Regions from separate parts of the Mus musculus genome. Here region 2 is linked to region 1. A link is a loop called in an ENCODE intact Hi-C map of the cell type or tissue named here. Cell type or tissue: heart. All regions are shown on one strand. Links, peaks and the distances in the headings refer to the core of each region. The heading gives the core; the rest is flanking DNA.

Region 1 (8,325 bases), core at 205-8,204:
CAAAAAATTGCCGGGCAGTGGTGGCACACGCCTTTAATCCCAGCACTTGGGAGGCGGATTTCTGAGTTCAAGGCCAGCCTGGTCTACAGAGTGAGTTCCAGGACAGCCAGGGCTACACAGAGAGACCATGTCTCGAAAAAAAAAAAAAAAAAACCAACCCCCCCACCCCCCAAAAAAAACCAAAACAAAACAAATAACAACCTATAATAACTAAAAAATAGCTAAACTTTGTTTATATCCCAAACCAAGTTTAGAGGAAAACTAACTTAAAAATATTTTCACTATTTTTTTTTTAACTGCAGGGGTGTGTATGTGTGTACGCACATATGAAAATGCAGGTGCCTGTAGAGGTGCTCTCAAGTTGAATTTGGAATATGAATATGGTCAAACCTAAATCCTTCTTTAGTCAACTTAAAGTTATAATCACTGCCTTTTAACTTGCAGATAAATATAAGAAAAGGGAACACCAGGCCCCACATAATCTATTTCTAATTCCACTGTATAACTTTTAATTAGTTTCCTTTCTTTCCCTAATTGTAAAAATTACCTGTTGGAGCACAGGTCCTAAATCTGGCACATGGCACAGTGATCTGTCTGCTGTAGATACAGGTATCCACAGTTGGGAGAAGATAAAGACACACAGGGAAATGAGCTCAACAACCATGTTTCCCAAATCCTAACCAAGACAGTACCCTACAAGTGAGGACAGGAGGTGCCACTGTAACCTCTGCTCTTTACTCTTTTTGTGATTGGCAAGGTTTCTCCTAAGTGTAAAGATGTTACATAGAATATAGATGCTAGTTTTTCATCAATAAGGTTTCTTAAAACGCCTTTCAAGAATTTATTAAGGGGCTGGAGAGATGGCTCAGCGGTTAAGAGCATTGACTGCTCTTCCAGAGGTCCTGAGTTCAATTCCCAGCAACCACATGGTGGCTCACAACCATCTGTAATGTGATCTGATGCCCTCTTTGCTAGCAGGGCTGGAGCAGGCAAGCAGGCGGGCAGGCAGGTGGGGGGGTGGGGGGGATATAAAAAAAAAAGAATTAAAGGGATAGAGAGATGGCTCAGTAGCTAAGAGAACTTGCTGTTCTTGCAAAAGAATCAGCTTTGACTCTCTTTTTTAAAGATTTATATTTAAGTATATGAGTGGTTTATCTGCATGTATACCTGCATGTCAGACAGAACAAGGCATTAGATCATTAGATTAGACAGAAGAGGGCATTATAGATGGTTGTGAGCCACTATGTGCTTGCTGAGAATTGAAGAACAGCCAGTGTTCTCAACCACTGAGCCATCACTCCAGCCCCACTAGATTTGACTCTTAACACCCACATGTCACCTCAAGACCATCTCTACCTCCAGTCCCAGGGGATCCAACACCATCTTCCAGCCACATATGTAGGTAAAACAATTGTATGCATAAAAATAAACTATTTTTTAAAATTCACAAAGAAAAAGTATCCCCCTAAAAAGATCCTCTGACATCAGAGCTCAGTGGTAAAGAATACCTGAGGCCCTGGGTCCAAGTCCTAAAACCATCAGGTAAAATTGCTTGCTACCAAGCCCGACAACCCGAGTTTGATCCCAGGAGCCCATGTGAAAGGACCTACAGACAGAAGCATGCACAAACCAACACCTATACATGCTCACAAAAGATGGCTCAGCAGTTAAGAGCACTTGTCTCTCTTCCAAAAAAACCCTGGCTCTTCCTAGCTCCTACATGGTTGCTCACAAACGTTAACTCCAGTTCCAGAAGATCTAGTGCCCTCTTATGGTCTCAGAGGGCATCAGGCATTGCAAGTGGTGCAAAGGTATACATGTAAGCAAAATACAAATATACACTTAAAGTAAAAATAAAATCGGGGGGGGGGGGGGACACACCTGAAATTAGCATTCTAGAAGCAAGACAACTGTGTCATTTCCCAATTGGCATTACTATAACAACACTAATGTGCTAAAAACACCATGCTAAACAAATCCAAATACAGGTCTAATTCTGTTTCCACCAATGAGAAAATCCAAAGTCACACTGAATAAAAAGATTTCATCTCCATTCATTATGGATCTTTCACAAAATTAATTTAACTTTCTTCATTTTATTATTTGATTTGTTGGTTTATTGTTTTTTTGAGAAAGGATCTCTATAGTCCTGGCTGTCATGGAGTTTGATATGAAGACCAGGATGGCTCTGAACTTACAGAGATCCTCCTGCCATTGCCTCCTGAGTGTTGGGATTAAAGACACGGACCACCATGCCCAACTTTCTTAATTTTAAAACTTCTATCTGCTGTGGTATCCTGTTAAACTTTCTGAGAATGAAAACTTGAAAAAATTAAGGGATAAATAATTTGCCAACTAATTAATCCATTAAGCCCTGATGGCTTGTCCTGAAGTAGACAAGACAAATGCACAGGAAATGGAAGCAAAGTGAGTCTCGGGCTAGAGCTCTGGCTCTCAAGCCTGGACGTCTGCATTGGAGTCCCAGTTGTATTGTCTTGCTAGTTGTGTGCCCTCATTCAAGATAAACTTCCTTGCTTGCTGCCTCATGTAATAAAAGTGACAAAAATATATAATGTACCTGATATTTACCTCATGGGGAAACTGTGCAAGTTAAGTATCTTAGTGCATATAAAGCACTCAGCACATAAGCAGCCAATATTTATCACAATGATGCTCAACTTGGGAAAGAGCTCCCTCTTGCACCACAGAATTACACTACACATTCTTAAACTGTCCCCAAAGGCACAAGTCCTCGGCCATCTCCATCCCAAAAGATAAAGAACCGCTTTTTGTTGGAGATGCTGGGAAGCGAATACAGGGCTTGTTAATGCTAGGCAAGAGCTTTACCATGAAGCTACACCCCAACTCCTGAAAGCACTTTTCCGAAGACTAGGGTCCCCGAAATCTCCATAAATAAATTCTGACCTAAGCTACGTTAAAGACTAACGTTAGTTTTTTGCTTCACGCACTTATCAAGTTAGAACCTCAAAACATTTATCAAATTAGAACCTCAAAAACCTGGGGGGGGGTTGTTTGTTTGTTTACACAAGTTTATCAGTGCAGCATTATAAACTCCAGTTACACTTTCACATTCCTGGTTTGGGGAAGCCAATCCCGAGAAAGACTAGCTATTAATCTGCCCAAGGTCAACCAAAGAATTCTGAAGGTAAGTAACGGAAACCACCTCTCTGGACCCCGCAAACCCTAGGCTATAAACCCGGACTAAGAGAGCCCCGGGAGGTGCTTTGTTGAGCTAGGTCCCGGGCCCGCCAACCTCGAAGCCTTACCTCTTTGGGGTCTCCAGATCCAGTGAGCATCTTTCGTTCGTCCTCTAGTCCCATGTCGGGAGCCGGTTTGGGATCCAACAAGCGCAACCAGAGTAGTACTCCACTTCAGGTTTAAGAAGGACTAGTAAGGGTCACTCGACGGATATCCGGCGACCTGGCCGGAAGTGCGGCATACTCCTCGTAGTCCCGAACACACGCACAAATTGGGCTGTACTACTCGCTAGCTACGAGACGTAGGGGGAGCTGCTATATACGCCTGCAAAGAATTTGCTAAGAAACATCCTTTCGGTCACTTCTTGCCCAAATGTGTTGATCTACAGTATTTTTCCAAGTAGTATTCCCTAAGATACTTGAGTCATCTGCTCCTCTGTTTGACGATCTTTTAATGTTGTTTCTGTTCTTCCCCATATCCCTTATGGAGCGGTCCTAAAAGCTGACCTCTTCAAGATGGCGGCCCGCGGGTGTCATTCTCGGGCTCGCGCACCTCCCCAAGATGGCGGCGCCCGAGGCCTGGCGCGCCCGGAGTTGCTGGTTCTGTGAGGTAGCGGCAGCAACGACCATGGAGGCCACGTCCCGGGAGGCGGCGCCAGCGAAGAGCTCGGCCTCGGGCCCCAGCGCTCCCCCCGCCCTGTTCGAGCTGTGCGGGCGGGCAGTGAGCGCCCATATGGGGGTTCTGGAGAGCGGGGTGTGGGGTAAGTCGCGGAGTGAGGGGCGACCTCCGGCAGCGAGCGGGGGCGGCCCGGCGGCCAGGGGGCGCGGGGGGCGAGGCCGAGAGGCCCGGGGCCAGGCCCAGCTGGGAGCCCCGGGAGTTCGATGGTGGAGTCGGAACAGAAATTCCGTGACTGACAGGGCGGGACGGAGTGAAGCCTGAGACCGAGGGAGCCGGTGAAGCCGAGCCGCGGCTCGCCTGGGGGGCGCGGGGGGCGAGGCCAGAAGGCCCGGTACGGGGCAGAGCTGCCAGGGCCCTAGCGACGGGGGCTGGAGTAGCAGGCCGGAGCCACAGGCTCGGAACTGACACTGGGCTGGACCGGACTGAACGGAGGATTCTCGGATCTCGAACCGACGGGGCAGGGATGGCCGGGCTGCCCCGGGGCAGGGACCGACTTTGGCAGGCCCGACCCGAGGCAAGGAGGCCAGGCCCGCAGCCACCTGCGCTGCCGGCCCGGGGCCTCCGCTGTCCGCCGGGCACACCACCGGTACCTGGACTCCGGGAGCCCCGCGGATGGGCGGGGTGGGACAGCCCAGTGGAGAGCGAGCGAGGGACCGGAGTCGCGGGGAGAAGCCGAAAAGGCTGGGAGCGCCGTGGCCTGTTTGACGGCCCGAGCGAGGGCTGAAGGGAGCGCACCGACGCCCCAGACCTCGCTGCTAAACTGAGCTGCGGGTCTGCCCGCCGAGCAGGTAGCGCCGGTGGCCTTCTGGATGGACCGGGGCGGTGGTGGAGAAGGTAGGAAAGTGAGTGGAGGGCTCCGGGAGACGCTCCGTAAGCACGGACAGGCTCGGGAGACCGGCCGGCGGGAAGGGCCGAAGAGGCCTCAGGCCGGGCAGGGGCCAGGGTATCCCGGACTGCGGAGCTAGAGTCGGGTGAGACGCGTCATGGGGAAGAGGCCTTGGGCCGAATAGGAGGGAGCCGAGGCCTTAGTTGTGAGAGCGGCCGGTACGGAGGGGCTGGACCCGGCTAGACAGTCCGCTCCGCTCCGGTGTGAGCCAAGGCCTTCTGCTCCCCGACCAGATGGCAAGGAGGCCCTGCTGGAGGAGGATACCGCAGGCCAGCGGCCTGGCAACTTAAGCGGGGAAAGGGTCCACGACGTGAAAAGTGAGAGTAGAGAGTTAAAGAGAAAGTTAGGGCCTTCAGGGGAGACAAGGGAGGGAGGCCATGGGCCTGACAGAATTGGTGCTAGTGGAGTAGGGTCAGGCTGAAGTTGGATGAGATCACAGGTCGGGCCAGACGGAAGGTGGAGGAGGAGAGGGTAACATCAGAGGAGGCTCCTGGCCTTGGAGTGTGCAGGGGATGTGCCACCGGGACTATCCAAGGTGGTGGTGACATCTTTGCCAGAAGGCAGGCCCTGGTCCGTTAAGAACTGAGAGTGAGGGTTTTGTTAAGCCCCAGGAGGTGGGTTTGCAGGATTGCTGCCCCAGAATAGGTTGTAAGGCCTTAGAGTGGCCAGCACTGCTGAGAAGGCCCAAGCGCCTTCCAGGAGGTGGGGGTGGGGGAGAAGAGATGGATAAGAAGTCCTCAGGCCCTGTGTGAGCAGAGGAGATTGTGGAGGCCCCGTGCCAAGCTGCGCAGAAAAAGGTCAGGCTGACCCTATGGTGAATGGAAGGAAAGGCCTCCCTGGGGTTGAACAGGGGCTCAGAGAAGTCCTGGAAATGTGGCAGCCTGTTATCAGCCTGGAGAGTCTTTAGATGCTGATCTTGGCTAGAAGAGGAGTTGGGTGTTAATGGAGGCCCTGACTTGCAAAGAGGAAGCATTTAAAAGGAAAAAAGTACGGCTGGAAGCAAGCAAGGAACCTGTCTTAAGAATAAAGGAACAGTAGACTTTGTAGTTTGAAGAGATGAGAATTCCTGTGAGAGGTGTGAGAGGGGATTGCTAAGCAGGAGGGAGCAGAGTCCAAAGGAAAAGGGGGAAGCTCTGAAGGCATGGCTTTTCTTTCTGTGTACTCATCACTACTTCATTGTTCCCAGTTGAGAAGAGACAGGAGAACCTGCAGTGGGCTAGATCCAGTAAATAGCCACCCAGTCAGTAAGAACTTGACTCTGTAAGAACTTTTAGAGGTGCCAAGAAAAAGGCCTGTCAAGCGCTGCTGTTTCAGAGGGAGGCCTCAGGGTGAGCTAGGGAGCAGTCAGGAAAGGCTTCTGCCATTAGTGGACTAGCACTGAAGAGAGGGGAGTAAGTGGAGGCAACCCAAGTGTGTAGTGAGAGACAGTGGGCCAGGGAGATGCTCAGCAGGTCAGGCCAGACACTGCCATCAGCCTGACAACCTCAAGGCCATTCCTGGGACCCAACTAGCAGAATTGGATCTGCAAGTGACTGTCCTCTGACCTCATTCCTGCTGTGTGCCACATCTCTCAGTGATCTCTCATGATGAGAAAAGTTCATCGATGGTAGATGACCTTAAATATCAGGGTGTGAGATTTGAACTTTATCTTGTATGGAGTAGAGAGCTTTTGAAAGGTTTTGATCAGAGTATGTCATCGGGGGGGGGGGAGAGAAGAGGAGAGAGAGAGAGAATATAAAGATAGATGTCAGAGAAACAGTGTGTCAGATGATAGACCTACATTACTATAATAGCACAGGGAATTAATGTTCTCATTCAACAGGTACAGTGAATATTAATGAGTACCTAATAGATAAAAAAAAAGTACACTAGATTCTTAGGCCTCATGATTCAGTTATTCTTCAAGTAAAGAGAAAGTACACTGAGGAAAAGCTGTGTGTGCTGACTCACACCTGTAATCCTAGTTCTCAGGAGGCTGAGACAGAAGGATTGCCTCAAGTTACAAGGACGCTAGGAGAAAGACCCTGACTTTAAAAAACAGAGGTACGGGAAAGAGAGTATTCCTTTTACACAGGACAGGACAGTTGGGTTCCTAGCACCCATATCAGATCAAAACTGCATAGAACTCCGGTTCCAGTGGCCCAACACCTTTCAGCCTCTGCAGGCACCCTCACTCACTTGCACGTACCTCTATATAGACACACATATACATGCAATTTTAAAATAAAATATTTTTTAAAATGTAGGTCAAAGAATGAAAGTTTTGGTATAACTACAAGATCGTAAGCTTAATAGAGTAGAGATGCATAGACAGAATGAACATAATAATAGCCAGTATTCATTGATCTTATGGGCAGGTATTGTGTTAAACAAATTACAAGCATGATCTTTAATGTCATGAGGTAGTCATTTCTAATCTATTCCCTCTTCATACAACTCCTAATACACACATTTTGTTTTATTGAATCAGGATTTCGCTTTATTATCCCTGGCTGTCCTGGTACTCATTATGTAGCTCCAGCTAGCTTGAACTTGCAGCAGTCCTCCTGCCTCAGCCTCCCAAATGCTGGAGTAAGATTTTCCCCAACTTCTCTCTCTCTCTCTCTCTCTCTCTCTCTCTCTCTCTCTCTCTCTCTCTCTCTCTCTGCCGGGGGAAGAATAAATAAAGGCAATCCATAATCAAGACTAGCTTTGAATTCCTGATATTCTTGGTTCCAGGGAAAAACTGGTTTTGTTTTTTAAAGTATAATGAATTAGAGAAGAGTTATCTTTAATTTTCATGAGTATTTACTACCTTCATAGGAAGGTAGTAGCTCAGAGTATACTCAGAGCCCAGCCCAGCCTAGGCAGAAGTTTGCTGACCTCAGTGAGCAAGCAGCTTAGTTTTCCTTTCCTCTGAATTTCCAGCTGCCTTAAGATAGATAATGTTTAGAACCCAAGAAGGGAAAAAGTAAACTTTGTGTTTTGGTTTTTGTAGCCCTCCCAGGCCCAATACTTCAAAGCATCTTACCTCTGCTCAATATATATTACTTGGAGAGGATTGAGGAAACTGCTCTCAAAAAAGGTAAGTGCCTTTCTTACTCTTTCTCAGTCAATGATTGACAACACCATGGTATTCTTCAGGTAACTGATAACCAATTAGGACTTTGTGATCTTCAAAAAAGTACCTTTAATCCCAGAATTTAGGAGGTAGAGGCCAGTTTATCTCCTTAAGTTTGAGGCCAGCCTGGTCTACGGATTCAGTTCTAGTCCAGCCAAGGCTACATAGTGAGACCCTGTCTCAAAGAACAAAAGATAGAAACACCTGCATAGTACTGGAGAGACAGCTTAGTGGGTTAAGAGCACTTGCTGTTCCTAGGAAAAACCTCGGTTTGGGTCCCATGTGGCAGTTGACAAGGACATAATTCTAGTTGCAGCAATCTAGCATCCTCTTCTGGCCTCTGTGGGCAGCAGACATGTAGTATAATATACTTGAAGACAAAACATACCACATGAAAAAAAGAAATACTTTTTTTTTTTTGGTTTTTCGAGACAGGGTTTCT
Region 2 (8,325 bases), core at 65-8,064, 75 kb after region 1:
GCATCAGATCTCATTACAGGTGGTTGTGAGCCACCAGATGGTTGCTAGGATTTGAACTCAAGACCTTCAGAAGGGCAGTAAGTGCTCTTAACTTCTGAGCCATCTCACCAGCCCAGCCTAGCACTTCTGATCCTGCCTATTCCAAGTGTTGAGGTCACAAGTGTGCTCCATCATACCTTAGCTCTCCTTTTCATTACTTGACCCATGGTGTGTGGTGGTTTAAATGAGAATGGTCTCCATAGGCTCACATATTTGAATGCTTGGGTCTCAGTCAATGGAACTGTTTGGGAAGGACTAAGAGGTGTGGCCTTGTTGGAGGAAATGTGTCATTGGGGGTTGGCCTTGAGATTTCAAAATGCCCAAGCCATTCCGGGTTAGTTCTCTCTGCTTTGTGCTTGTGGATGGAGATGAGATTTGAGTTCTCAGCTAACAGTCCAGCACAATGCCTGCCTGCCCACCTAATGCCATCCCCAACCCCTGTGGTGGTCATGCATTCTAACCCTCTGAAACCCATGAACCTCAATTTTAAATACTTTTCCTTATAAGTTGCCTTGGTCCTGGTGTTTTGTCAGAGCAACTGAAAAGTAACTGTGGTTTTTATCCCATTAATTAATTTATTTATTCACTTTACATTCCAATCAAAGCCCCCCTGAGAAAGTTAGTAACTAAGTTTTTAGCCAGGGATTAGCAAAATATTTGCCTTTGTGAAAAATTGCCCTGGATTTTTGTTTTTTTGTTTTTTTCTTTTTTTGAGAGAGGGTTTCTCTGTGTAGATCTGGTTGTCCTGGAACTCACTCTGTAGACCATGCTAACTTCCAAGTAAGAGATCTGCCTGCCTCTGCCTCCCAAGTGCTAAGATTAAAGGTGTGTACTACCACCATCTAGCCTTACTCTGGACTTTCCTTTCTTTCTCTCTCTCTCTCTCTCTCTCTCTCTCTCTCTCTCTCTCTCTCTCTTTCTTTCTTCCTTCCTTTCTTTTGTTTTTTTGTTTGTTTGTTTTTGTTTTTGTTTCAAGACAGGGTTTCTCTTTATAACCCTGGCTATCCTGGAACTCACTCTGTTGACCAGGCTGGCCTCAAACTCAGAAATCCACCTGCCTCTGCCTCCCAAGTGCTGGGATACTCTGGACTTTTCAAGGAGCAAGGAAGAATGGAGAAGCAGAGGAAAAACTCTGAATCAAGGAGATTAACTCAAAACCAAAACCAAAAGTGCAACAGCAACAGCACAAAAGTGCAACAGCACGAAAGTGCAACAGCACGAAAGTGCAACAGCACGAAAGTGCAACAGCAACAGCACAAAAGTGCAACAGCAACAGCACAAAAGTGCCTGCAACAGCACAAAAGTGCAACAGCACAAAAGTGCCTGCAACAGCACAAAAGTGCAATAGCAACAGCACAAAAGTGCCTGCAACAGCACAAAAGTGCAACAGCAACAGCACAAAAGTGCCTGCAACAGCACAAAAGTGCAACAGCACAAAAGTGCAACAGCACAAAAGTGCAACAGCACAAAAGTGCAACAGCACAAAAGTGCAACAGCACAAAAGTGCAACAGCACAAAAGTGCCTGCAACAGCAGGTTGGAGAGAATTAGAGGCACAAGTGAAAGAATCAGGCAACAGATGAGTTCATCTGTTTCAAATGGTATTCAATATTGTTCAAAGAAACAAAGGATTTCAACTATCATGACAGTTGATTTCAACTGACATCACTGGAAAAAGACAAAGGGAGGCCCAGCTATATGGCCTGATACAATTTCCCAAGCAAAGGAATCCAGAAGAGATCTGAGAGCAGGTAGAGATGATGTCAGTAGCTGTGAAATTGTGGGTCTTGTGAAGAGATGCAGCAGGCAGGGGAGCCTGGCGCTCAGACACAGGGGAGCCTGGCGCTCAGACACAGGGGAGCCTGACGCTCAGGAGGGAATCTAGGACTGCACATGCAAGTTTGAGAATCTGGACATTAATAAGGATCATGAGAAGACAAGATCATGGACAGTAAACCTGACGACAGAAGAGGGTCAGAGGCTAATGTGAGAACTTCTGCTGACTTGATTTTTTTAAAAAGACTTATTTTATATATGTGAGTACAATGTCATTGTCACTATCTTCAGACACACCAGAAGAGGGCATCAGATCCCATTACAGATGGTTGTGAGCCACCATGTGGTTGCTGGGAATTGAACCCAGGATCTCTGGTAGAGCAGTCAGTGCTCTTAACCACTGAGCCATCTCTCCAGCCCCTGCTTTTTTTGATGTTTAAATAAGAAAAACTTCAGTATAAAGAACATGTAAAAAACCAAAACATTTTTTGTTTCTCAGAGCAGGTTGCACTTCAAAATCCTGACTTGTTCTAGAACTCATGTTGTAGACCAAGTTGACCTTGAATCTATGGCAATCCTCCTTCCTCAGTTCCTAAGTGCTGGGAACCCAGGAGTGAGCTACTGTGGGTCTTAGCATCTTGTTATGAAAGTGGACTTGCCTCACACAGCCTTCCCTCACCTATATAGGAATGCAACACCACTTCCAACCTGGCAAGCACTGCTATCATATCGAAAGATGCCAACACTTTTGGAGTCCTCAAAAAAAAAAAAGTGTAAATAAATAAAGTGTTGCTGGGCATGTTGTACACTCCTTTAATCCTAGCATTTAGGAGGCAGAGACAGGTGAATTTCTGTGAGTTCAAGTTCAGCCGGGTCTACATAAGGAGTTCCAGGATAGCTAGGGCTATAAGGAGATAGGTAAGCTCCTGCTTCCTCAGAAAAGAACTAATCAGGAGCTGGAGATGGCTCAGTGGTTAAGCACACCTGGTGCTCTTCTAGAGGAGCGGTTGGGATCACAACTTTAATTTGGGCTCCAGGGGTATCAGACTGAGGTCTAGTCTCTTCAAGGAGCGCCCGCACTACCTGCACATGCACACAATCAAAGAGCATTTTTGGTTTTCTTTAAAGATGGGGTAGTCACGGTGCCTCTTAATCATGGTTTATGAAATCGAGTTAACGTAAGCGCTCAAAATAGTAGCGGAGCAGGTTTCTAATCCTCTCCTCCCCGGCCTGGAAACAGCCTTGCGGGGCTGGGCCAGGCCTCGGAGCTGCAGCCCTCTGATCCTGGCTTGCCCAGTGAGCTGGCCCGAGGTCCCGGAATGCCGCTTGCTCCGGCTCCGCGGTGCGGGGATGTGCTCTCGCCCGAGGTCCACTCGTGCGGACCGTAACCCTGCCAGACAGGCAGAGTACGCCGGCTCCCCTCGCGCTGCAGACGCCCGGCCGCGGCCGCCGCCCTAAGCGCCGCCCGCCGCCCTCTCACCCCGCGGCGGCGGCGGCGGCGGAAGCGGCGGGGCGGGCCGGCCGGGCCGGGGCGGGGCGCGAGAGGCATGGAGGAGGCGGAGGCCGCGGAGGCCGCGGCGCGCGGGGCCGAGCTGTGCGGGCCCGAGCGCGGCCCGAGCGGGGCCCGGGGCCCCTGAGCCGTAAGTGCCTCCCAGTGCGGGTCTCAGAGGGGTGATGCGGGCTGGGTGGGTCTTCTGAACCTTCCGGCGTCCCTGATCCCTGAGAGGAGAGGAGTTGAGCCAGATGGGAAGAGACGAGGGTGGAGGATTGGGGTGCAGGAGGTCGCTGTTACTGTTCTACCCCAGGGCTGGGAAGGACTGGGATTTGGACCTTTTAAGGACTGATGAATCGTTAAGAGTTGATTGAGTTACTGGCCTCCGCCGCTAAGGCCCTGATCCTGCACACAGTTCCTCTAGCCCCAGGGAATTTTCAGGTGATCCAACTCCTCCAAAGATTTTCTGGCCAGACCCAGAGAAGTTAAGCCACGTTGCCTAGGGCACACAGCTCAGCAGTTTGCTGAGAGAAGTCATTCCAGAAGGCATTAAGCTTTGGGACAAGCATCTTACTCTATGTGACTCTATATATAGTCCCCTCAGATTCCTGAAGTCATGGACTGGCCGGGACAGGGGTGACTCCCTAATCCAGTATGGATGACTGGAAGCCCAGTCCCCTCATCAAGCCCTTTGGGGCTAGGAAGAAACGGAGCTGGTACCTTACCTGGAAGTATAAACTGACAAACCAGCGGGCCCTGAGGAGATTCTGTCAGGTAAATGAGGTCCCACGTGTCCCAAAAGCTGCTCCCTAACTTTACTCTAACAGACTAGGAACTAACTACCTTGGCTATCAAGAAGAGGCAGCAAATTCCTGGAGGGGAAACCTCTGTCTGTTACAGCCTTCTCAGGCAGTGGTTTAGAGCCAGGATTCTGGAATCAGAACCCTAGTCTGACCTCGGCATCCAACAGAAACCAGAAGTCTGGTCAGGCAGGCTTTGCCCCTGACACCCAACTGTCAGGCAGTGTGGCCCACGTTCTTCTGTGTCTCTGGCTCTCCGCTGTGGTTCTCGGGTCCTAAATCCATCTCAAGGAACTAGTTATGGAGGGGACCAAGGAAGTCAAGGACTCAAATGGGAAAATACAAGACCACGGGGTAGGAAGGACCTGGTTGGTGGAGGGAAACCTGCCAGGGAACATTCTCTGGGAGATGGCCACAAATCCGTGTCCTTATTGGGAACCAGAAAGTGGAGAGACTGGTCCCTGTGTCCTCTTCAGCCAAGGTCATACTTTCAGAAGGCCCTTGTGATCTGGAGAGGGCTGGCTGCAGTCACCCCCATTTTCCTACTCAGACAGGGGCTGTGCTTTTCCTGCTGGTGACCGTCATTGTCAACATCAAGTTGATCCTGGACACTCGGAGAGCAATCAGCGAGGCCAATGAAGACCCAGAACCAGAGCAAGACTATGGTGGGGACCAGCTGAGGGTGCGGGAGGGGGGCGGGGGACGGGACGGGACCTGGGGTCTCATGGCAGGAATGGCGTGCACATCCCACAGGGTGTGACTCTGCTAGTGAGTCATCGCCCACGCCTGTTACAATTCCCTCTCCAGATGAGGCCCTAGGACGTCTGGAGTCCCCTCGGCGCAGAGGCAGCAGTCCCCGACGGGTGCTGGATGTGGAAGTATACTCCAGTAGAAGCAAAGTGTATGTGGCTGTGGATGGCACCACGGTGAGTTGGACCAGCATCTTCAGTCCATTCAGAGCACGGTGGGAACCGTCACCCTCTGCCTATTGGCTTGGACTTATTAGGATTAAGTAAATGGTCTATGAAATGTCTATGTGGCGAAGGCTTGGCAGTGATCAGGGGCGTTAGCGGGCAGCTAACTCCCTTATTTACTTATTATGTAACCACTTCCTAATCCCTTTGGCTTCAGCCTTGGGCCAGCCACTGGGGTCCTAGAGGTAATGGGACTTGCCCTTCCCAGAGAGGCTCACTGGTAGAGAGTTAGCAGAGACAGTCCAGGGCTCTTGGTGCCAGGGAAGTGTTAAAAGGTGGATGGTAAAGCGACGAAACCTTTGCCGATGAGGGTACCATGGGGGCTTTCTGGGAGAGTCAGCCTTCTGTCTGAGTTAGAACCGTAGACAGTGATAATAGAGCAGGCTGCTGTGGTTCCTGCTTCTAAGATGGAGTCACCGTGAGCGCCAGGGTGAATAGCTGGATTCTGTTTCTGCCGCTGTGTAGGTGCTCGAGGATGAAGCCCGGGAGCAGGGCCGAGGCATCCATGTCATAGTCCTCAACCAGGCCACGGTGAGCTTAAGGATGGGAGAGCCCGAGGGCCGAAGCTGGGCTTGCTTTGCTGATGACCCCGTCTCATAAGAGGGTTTGCTCCTGCCAGGGCCACGTGATGGCAAAGCGCGTGTTTGACACATACTCTCCTCATGAGGATGAGGCCATGGTGCTGTTCCTCAACATGGTGGCCCCCGGCCGCGTGCTGATCTGCACGGTGAAGGTCAGTGAGGCCCCCTAGCTCTGGCTCTGCTCGGCAGCAGAAAGAACATCTAGAGAAAGGTGGTCAAGTTCCAGACTGAGCCTAGCTTTTTGTTTTTCTTTTGTTTGTAATCAGTACAGTGGTTTCTGAGCTCTGTGCCAGGTACTGCAGCATTGAATGCTGAAGATACAATACAAGACAGATTCCCTACCGCCCCGGAGCTCACATCTCAGTGGTGGCGATGAAAACAGTCAGCTCAGCCAGTAGTCTCAGGAAATGAAATAAAGAGGGGGATGATGGGGCTGCATTTTAGGGAGGGAGCACCTCTTTTTGGAGGGTGGCAGGATGCAGGCGCCGGGCACATGGGTAAAGGGCTGACTTTTAGTATCTGAGTGACTTGGGATGAGTCTCAGACTCTTAAGCCTTTCATACTTTTTTTTGTCTGTGAAAGAGAGTAACCAAAGAGTATTGTTGGAGTCGGTGAGTCGACTTACGTAAAAGGTTTTATATGTAGTGCTTGAAACGTAGCCAGTACTGAGTGAGGCCAGGTCTCCTGGGCCCACACAAGTCATGACTATCTGTTTTGGTCCTCCAGGATGAGGGTTCCTTCCACCTCAAGGACACAGCAAAGGCTCTGCTGAGGAGCCTGGGAAGTCAGGCAGGCCCTGCCCTTGGCTGGAGGGACACCTGGGCCTTCGTGGGACGAAAAGGAGGTGTGGGGACCAAGGCTGTCCACCCTGTAGTATCAAGGGAGGAGAAGAACGATAGGAGAGAGGATGCTGTGGGAAGGGAGTAGATTAGAGTCAATGAAAAGGGGCAAGGGTTGGGGGGAAGCCCCATTCTCGAGGCTGGGCCTTCATTGTCCCTCATTCCTGCCTTTGGCCAGGTCCTGTACTTGGCGAGAAACATTCTAAATCTCCTGCCCTCTCCTCCTGGGGTGACCCAGTCCTGCTGAAGACAGATGTGCCACTGAGCTCAGCTGAAGGTGGGCTTAGTGTGGGTGGGGCTCGGGCAGCGTTTGAGCAGAGAATGGACATTTGGATCCTCAATGAGGCTGGTTTTTCCTTGCCTGTGTGCTTGGGGCTTCCCCAACATAGCTGGTAAGATTCCCGAATCCTGTTGACTTCCTCCCTCAGAGGCTGAGTGTCACTGGGCAGATACGGAGTTGAACCGCCGCCGCAGGCGCTTCTGCAGCAAAGTGGAGGGCTACGGGAGCGTGTGCAGCTGCAAGGACCCGACGCCTATTGAGTTCAGCCCTGACCCAGTAAGTGGGGTCAGGGCAGTGAGGTTCTGACTCCTTCCCAGCTTAGCAGAAGGCCTTAGGACCAGTCCACAACGTAGGTTTCCTCTGCCTTGATCTGGTAGGGGCTGAGGATGTGTGTATACTAAACTCTGAAGACAGGTTGGGGTTGGGACAGACTGTGTTTCCAGGGCTGGGTAGACTGTGTGGAAAGACAAGAACAAGGAAGACCCTTGGCCCTTCACTATCTGCTCTGAGACCCTTCACTGCACTGAGAATTCGTCCCTAAATGGAGATCCTAGTTGGAAGGGGGAATAAGGGAAGCTAAAAGCTGTTTCTCACACAGCTTCCAGACAATAAGGTCCTCAATGTGCCTGTGGCTGTCATTGCAGGGAACCGGCCCAATTACCTGTACAGGTGAGCCTGGAAGTGGGCGGGACTCAGCACTGAACAGGGGGTGCTCAGGGAGTGGGTGGTGCTTTAGCTCGACTTCTTGTACGAGGAACTATTAAAGGAGGCAAAAAGGCAGCAGATGCTAAGCCTGTTCTACACAGAGCATATGGGCCTGTTTATAAACACGGGAGTTGTGAATTGAGAGGAGAAAGAGCCCTAATCTACTTTCCTGGGCTCCTCAGGATGCTGCGCTCTCTGCTCTCAGCCCAAGGGGTATCTCCACAGATGATAACGGTCTTCATTGATGGCTACTATGAGGTGAGTGCGGCTGGGGCCTCAGGCGGACCAGCACAGCAGCCTACGGGTGCTAAAAAGCAGGGATCAGTGAGGGCTGTGAAATATGAGAGGCTTGACATGTTGGGGCCTGCAGAGGTGGGGACGGTAGCACACAGTGACTGGTGACCGTGCCCTCAGGAGCCAATGGATGTGGTGGCGCTGTTTGGTCTGAGAGGCATCCAGCATACTCCTATCAGCATCAAGAACGCCCGTGTGTCTCAGGTATTCCTTGGCAAGGGTGGAAGGGGCAGATACCTGGCCCCACCCCCTGCCTCAGGTCTTATGTGCCCAATTCCCCACCTAGCACTACAAGGCCAGCCTCACTGCCACTTTCAACCTGTTTCCGGTGAGTACCACTGATACAATCCTTGGGTCTATAGAGAGAAATGATGTAATGAAAACTCTTCCCTCACTCGACCTTGCCCTTGTGATCTGAAGGCTAGGGTGGGTAGTGCCTGAACACTAGGTCTGAAGACAGATCCGTGGGATAAGAGCAACCTCCTTGGAACCATGATGTTCCCTCCCGTCCCTGTAGGAGGCCAAGTTTGCTGTGGTTCTGGAAGA

Evidence for each region. A loop is a pair of places that touch in the nucleus more often than their neighbours do. Peaks named below come from ENCODE experiments on the same cell type or tissue, not always from the same donor. Only the 100,000 strongest peaks of a DNase experiment are listed, where the experiment ranks them.
Region 2: it touches region 1 in a loop (5-fold over the local background); 3 of 42 quality-filtered maps call a loop at or near these places.

Annotation. Positions count from the first base shown.
Region 1 is chr4:116,071,629-116,079,953 of GRCm38, forward strand. It overlaps Uqcrh (ubiquinol-cytochrome c reductase hinge protein), which reads right to left and starts at 3,442. Exons shown (of 4, transcript NM_025641.3): 1 at 3,288-3,442. The coding sequence starts at 3,341. Lrrc41 (leucine rich repeat containing 41) reads left to right here and starts at 3,641. Exons shown (of 10, transcript NM_153521.2): 1 at 3,641-3,979; 2 at 7,761-7,847. The coding sequence starts at 3,781. In heart, for the core only: CTCF peaks have their summits at 1,770 (motif pointing left), 2,698 and 4,258; DNase peaks (open chromatin) are centred at 3,403, 3,853, 5,013, 5,543 and 1 weaker place; H3K4me3 peaks cover 5,262 bases; H3K27ac peaks cover 3,865 bases.
Region 2 is chr4:116,147,164-116,155,488 of GRCm38, forward strand. Pomgnt1 (protein O-linked mannose beta 1,2-N-acetylglucosaminyltransferase) reads left to right here and starts at 3,355. Exons shown (of 22, transcript NM_026651.2): 1 at 3,355-3,454; 2 at 3,902-4,080; 3 at 4,657-4,771; 4 at 4,914-5,032; 5 at 5,546-5,611; 6 at 5,700-5,813; 7 at 6,388-6,505; 8 at 6,679-6,777; 9 at 6,929-7,056; 10 at 7,379-7,449; 11 at 7,668-7,743; 12 at 7,900-7,983; 13 at 8,066-8,107; 14 at 8,297-8,325. The coding sequence starts at 3,961. In heart, for the core only: no CTCF peak of the experiment used is centred there; a DNase peak (open chromatin) is centred at 3,388; H3K4me3 peaks cover 2,269 bases; H3K27ac peaks cover 1,786 bases.